2 separate regions of the Mus musculus genome follow, and region 1 is linked to region 2. A link is a contact called in ENCODE Hi-C or POLR2A ChIA-PET data. All regions are on one chromosome and are shown on one strand. Each heading gives the region's core, a stretch centred on a gene start or an enhancer-like site at or near the end of the contact. The rest is flanking DNA. Distances are from core to core; before and after follow the strand shown. Region 1 holds the start of Dpep3 (dipeptidase 3). Region 2 holds the start of Lcat (lecithin cholesterol acyltransferase).

Evidence for each region. A loop is a pair of places that touch in the nucleus more often than their neighbours do. ChIA-PET counts read pairs that join two places held with the same protein, here RNA polymerase II (POLR2A).
Region 1: a loop to region 2 is called in a map of v-Abl transformed pro-B cells, with 2.2 times the contacts of the local background. The contact joins the promoter of Dpep3 here to the promoter of Lcat in region 2. A Hi-C loop is called at or near these places in 2 of 37 maps with a recorded cell type or tissue (both v-Abl transformed pro-B cells). POLR2A ChIA-PET finds 5 or more read pairs at or near these places in 2 of 5 experiments (Patski and embryonic stem cell).

The regions. Positions count from the first base shown.
Region 1 is chr8:105,978,154-105,980,853 of GRCm38, forward strand. It overlaps Dpep3 (dipeptidase 3), which reads right to left and starts at 1,266. Exons shown (of 10, transcript NM_027960.2): 1 at 861-1,266; 2 at 559-685; 3 at 1-118. The coding sequence starts at 1,138.
Region 2 is chr8:105,942,012-105,944,711 of GRCm38, forward strand. It overlaps Lcat (lecithin cholesterol acyltransferase), which reads right to left and starts at 1,391. Exons shown (of 6, transcript NM_008490.2): 1 at 1,214-1,391; 2 at 320-476; 3 at 127-242; 4 at 1-30. The coding sequence starts at 1,367. Slc12a4 (solute carrier family 12, member 4) reads right to left here. Exons shown (of 24, transcript NM_009195.3): 22 at 2,511-2,695; 23 at 2,264-2,397; 24 at 1,579-2,162. The coding sequence ends at 2,071.

The DNA.
Region 1 (2,700 bases), core at 16-2,515, 36 kb after region 2:
TCACCAGCTCCAGCTCAGGGTAAGCAGAGCACATGCGACGAATGAGATCAATCTGCTCCAGGGCTAGGCGTACGGCATCCCGGTCCTGGGTTTGGCACGGGATGTAGGCTGACCAGAACTAGGAGTAGGTCCAGGGGTTCACAGTGAGACCAGTATGGTCTTCAAAGCCTTAGGCCTGCCCTTCCTGCCTCAGCCCATTTAAATCAATGGCTCTCCATAGTACCCTCATGATATTTAAGCCTGGCAGCCAGTGGACATGCTGGGGCTGAGTGACACATAGCTGCTGTTTGTCCATGATCCTATGTGGATGTCACAGGTGATGTTACCATATCCTCTGTGGATCCAGCAACCCCCACACGCACAAGAACATTCCTGATTATTTTATATGTATTTCCACTAACCCTGAGCATCTAAGTAGCTCTTCTGTGTTGGCCTTCAAACTCTTTATATGCTCTTGCATGACGGTGTGCGGCATGCTCCAAATACCTAGTTATTGAGAGCCTGGCCTTCTCAGGTTTCCGTGTCCCCAACATTTCCATCATTCTGGTACTGCGTTACCTGGGCACCCACAAGGCCGTCCCTGAGCCTATCCAGGTTGGTCTGGCCACGGGTGAAATTGCGCAGATTCACATCCTGCAGCTGGTTCTGGAAAAGTTCTCTCAAGAGCAGAGGCAGGTCGTTGTGGCTGGAGATGGTGTGGTCAGCGTGAGAACATGGCCTCCAGAGCAGGGCAGTTCCATAGGCAATGGGGTCAAAGGGAGAAGGGGGTCCCCGTGTATGGCAAAGGAAAGGTATAAGGGGAGGGATGTTTCTCGATAGTATAACTTAACCCCCAATGCCTCACACCCGCACATACGCACCCATCCACAAGTGGGAAGTCTCGCATCAGAGCCAGTGCTTGCTCTCGAAGGCGAGGGTCACTGGTCACACCTGACGTGGCCGTGTCATTAGGAATGCCTGGAGCGGTCGTGGCATTGGAGGCTTCCGGTGTTGTCGGAGCACTGGAGGGGCTCGGAGTAGTCAGGGTGCAGGTTACCCACAGAGACGGAACTAGAAGTAACACCCCCAGCAGGGACAGCCGGTGCCCCAGAGGCCGCAGGCCGAGCGCGCGTGGACCCTCAAGACCCGCGGGCTGCATGGTGCTCAGTCTTGGTCACAAGAGCGCTTGAGAAGGGCAGGGATAGGGCAGAGGGCGACAATGGGTTCGGACCTTCGATTCAGGGTCCCTAGGACGTGGCCTCGCTTGGAAGGGCTTCCAGTCACCCTGCTGCGCAACGGACGCTCTGGAATTTTCCACTCCTACAAGCGCAGTCGCTAGAGGGCACCACCTCCCTTCCGCTCCCCCAAGTAGAAGGGCGCCCCCTTGGGCCTGGCGGGTCTCTGCTTGCAGCGCTCGTCAACTACCTCATTGTTTGTGGCTGAGTTGAAGGGGCCTGCTAGTGGCCAGAAATCTAACTAATCTCACCCCCTGGCCAGACCTATGTGTGTTAGTGCCTGAAAGTGCTGGTGCCTTCAGTGGGGTCAAATATTCTGTGATGTGCTAAGTTCTGTGTAGAGGAGTGAATTAAATCTGTGTGGGTTTTGTTAGGTTTCGTCTTGTTTTTTTTTTTTTTTTTTTCGGTTTTTTGGTTTCTGAGACAGGGTTCCTCTGTATAGCCCTGGCTGTCCTGGAACTCACTTTGTAGACCAGGCTGGCTGGCCTTGAACTCAGAAATCCGCCTGCTTTTGCCACCCAAGTGCTGGGATTAAAGGCGTGTGCCACCACCGCCCGGCTTAGTCTTGTTTTTGTGGTGAGGTCTTGTTATATTGCCTGGGCTGAGTTTAAGCTATCAGCAGTACTGCTGTTATCTAGAGATGCACTGCTACTAACAGAAGAAAGACTACCCAGCCAGGTGTATAATCCTAGCAGTCAGAAGGCAAAGGCAGGGCTGTGAGTTTGTAGCCAACTTGGGCTACATAGCAATACCCTACATCAAAAGAAAACAACAAAAACAACAAAACCCCACCAAGCCATGCATAGTAACTCACATGCATAATTCCAGTACTTGGAAGGTTGAGGCAGGAGGATTTCAAAGCACTCAAGGCCAACGTGGGCTACACAGAGTTCCAGGCCAGTGTGAACTATATGGAGGAAAAGCTTGTCTCCAACCAACCAACCAAGAGCAGGATTCTCTGCTGAGAAACCTACACCTTTTTTTATTAATTACCTTTTCCTAAGTACCCCTCCCCGTCCCTGAACACTTCTTTCAATATACACTAAGACCGGTTCTTAATACATTTTGGGGGGTTGAAGATATGGCTCAGGGGTTAAGAACACCGTCTTTTCTTCTAGAGACCCTGACTTCAATTCCCAGCAACCACATGGTGGCTTACAACCACTTAGAGTGGAATCCAGTACCCTCTTATTTCTACTGTACTCACAAAATGAAGGGCATCAAGATGACTCAGTGGGTACAAGCATTTGCCGTGCCAGTCAAACTGAGTCCTATGTCCAGATATTTTAAAAATTCATTTATTTTGCTTTTCAAGATAGATTTTACTGTGTAGCCCTGGCTGTCCAGGAACTCACTTTGTAGACGAGTCTTTCTTACTCTACCACTAAATTACACCCTATATTTTACTTAACTTTTTCATTTTCTTTTTTTAAATTTCATTTTATTAGTAGTACTATGCATGTGAAAGAACAGGGTGAGGAGGTGC
Region 2 (2,700 bases), core at 141-2,640:
CCAGATTCTGCACCAGTGTGTGCAGGTAGCCTGTGGGGAGGCAGAAACAGAGGGGATTCTGTCCATTATGCCCGCAGGCTAGCCCGGTGGCCAAGAAGAGTCCTTGCCTTTCCCGGGTACACACACCTGCTAGCTTGTTGTCATCCACGTACTCAACAGATTCGGTCTTGCCAAAGCCAGGGACACGGATCTGGACACCAGGGGCATTGGACACGCGCCCAGAGCTGTGGTTGTAGACAATCCTGGGGATAGTGGGACATTTAGCAGCCAGCAGCCAAGGGTCAACGTGCAGGGGTTTGGTAGACCACACAGGACATACCTGGTATTATCAATCCAGCAGTCCACCCCGAGGGGGAGAAACAAGTTGAAATCCAGCCAGATGGTGAAGAAGTCCTCTGTCTTACGGTAGCACATCCAGTTCACCACATCTGGTTTATCCAGCTTGGCTTCTAGCCGATTCCCCAAGCAGCCAGGCACTGTGGGCACCAGCTTTTGTTCTGAACCTCTTGGCTTCTCTCCAACCCCCCAACCCTACCACCCAAAAAAGCCCACCCCTCCATCTCGTACACCCTCCTCAAGGTTCTAATGACACCTCTCTCCGGCTCCATTCTTACTGTCCCACCGGTACCGCTGATTCCAGGCTCCCTTCAGGCACGGAAGGTTCCAGGAACCAAGGCCACTGACCCCTGCCCCCACAAAGCAAACACCCAGCCTGGCTTTCCATTATTGCCAAAGTCCAAGGGGAGAACAAATAGGTAAGGGGGGACAGGGGCTGGGCCTTGAACAGGGGGCAGGCCTTTACAGACCTCTCCTGCTATCCTGCCTGGGATAGCTGGGTATCTCTGGCTGGGTATCTTGTTCTTGGTAAGACAGAGGCCAAGGAAGTGTGGGACTTAACCCAGTATCCAATGTATCTAGAGCTGGTCATGGCTTGTAGTGCCCTGGCCAAGGCCTCAGGCAAATCTATTCCCATTCGCCGACCACCACCCCAACCCCAGACCCCCGGAGAAGACAACTTGGAGACAGAATAGTATGAAGAAGAAAGGAGTGATGTCTCTGGAGAACGAGCCTTTGGTCCTTCCCCACACCAATTCAGGCTCGTGAGGGCTCATGGTGGGCCAAGAGAACCTTGACAGAATCTGCTGCTGTCGGGCTTAGGACCCAGGCTCCCCGGGGTCTCGCTTGATGTATCAGGGGCCTAGTGGGGGCTTACCGAGGATGACAGGCCGTGTGTGGTTACTGAGTTCAGCCTTGGGCGTGGTGTGCGGGGGGAAGAGCACATTGAGGAGCCAGAAGGGGGTGGCAGGAGGGAGCAGTAGCCCCAACAGCAACAGCACCCGCTGCCATGGGGAGCCAGGCAGCCCCATCACAGCCCAGTGCCTACTGACAGATGAGGCAGTCCTGGGCTGGCCTTATCTGGACCGGGGGTGGGAGGGGCCCCCGGGGCCAGTGGGAGGGACAGACGGCCAATGGGGGTGGCCAGGAAGGGGCATAGCCTTTGGGATCTGGCTCTGGACTGGGGTTCAGTTCCGTCTTTCTTCCCTTGGCGCCAGGGAAAAAAGAGCCGGAGCAGCAGGAGGCCCAGAAGTACACAATGTTTTATTGAAAAAAGTCAGGCTCAGCTTGGCCGGCTCCATTCCACTTGGCTTGATGAGGGCCTCTGCCCACAGCAGCCTGGGCCAGGTCTTCCTGCAGGCAGGCCCAGCTCAGCTCCCCCTCTTACTGTGCCCCTCTTCCCCTTTCTGAAATGATGACATCCAAACAATAAATATACAATAAATAGCACTTGTGGGCCCATCTGGGAATTCAAATCCCGTATCAACCCTCACCAGTCTTCTCTAGTCAGGATAGGCCTCTATTGGAGTATGGGAGGGGACAGTCCCTAAATCCACCAGGGTCCCCTGGGCCCTCGGATCCATTTCCACTGCAAGGCCCAAGCTTGGTTTCCCTGGAGACGTAGCAGAGCTGGTCCAAAGCAAGGCTGGGCAAAGCAGAACTGGCAAGTAGGTGCAAGGCCGGGCACTGTTGTCCTAGACACCCCAACTCCAGGCCACAAGACTCCATCGGGGCTCAGGAATAGATGGTGATGACTTCCCGGCCGCCGCCACGCACCAACAACACCCGTTCAAGGCCCTCGGTTAGGACTTCAAGGAATTCCATGTCTGCAGGGTTGTCAGGTCAAGGAGGCAGCCACAGGACCAAGGCCACTTTCCACTCAAGGAGAGGACCTCTCCCCACTGTCAGCATTTACACAAAAGGATACAGTTCTCGTCGCCCTCGCTGTTCTTAGGGGGGCCAGGCATGTTCAGCAAAACCAGACGGGCATCGTGGGAGCGCGTGACAATGACCTCGTTGAGCTTCACAGCAGTGTGCATGCGCCGCACGTTGGACTGGTCCCTGCAGACCAAGTGGCTGGTCACAGGCCAGCGATCTTTGTCCCTGGCCCATCTGCACAGCATGCCCGTCCCCACTCTCCCTCCATTCCAGACCTCACCATGGCTTGTACTCACGGCTTAATGTGCACCAGCTCCCGGAAGTTGTCAGGGGCGTGGCTGGGGTCCCAGGGCTCAGCCATGTACTTGTCTCTGGTCCACGTCATCTGGATCTTGTCGGCCCCTGCCACAGACTCTTCCTCCTCGTCGGAGTAGAGGCTCTCCAGCCTAAGAGCCGAGTGCCTGTCCTTTACCAGCTGGGCCTGAG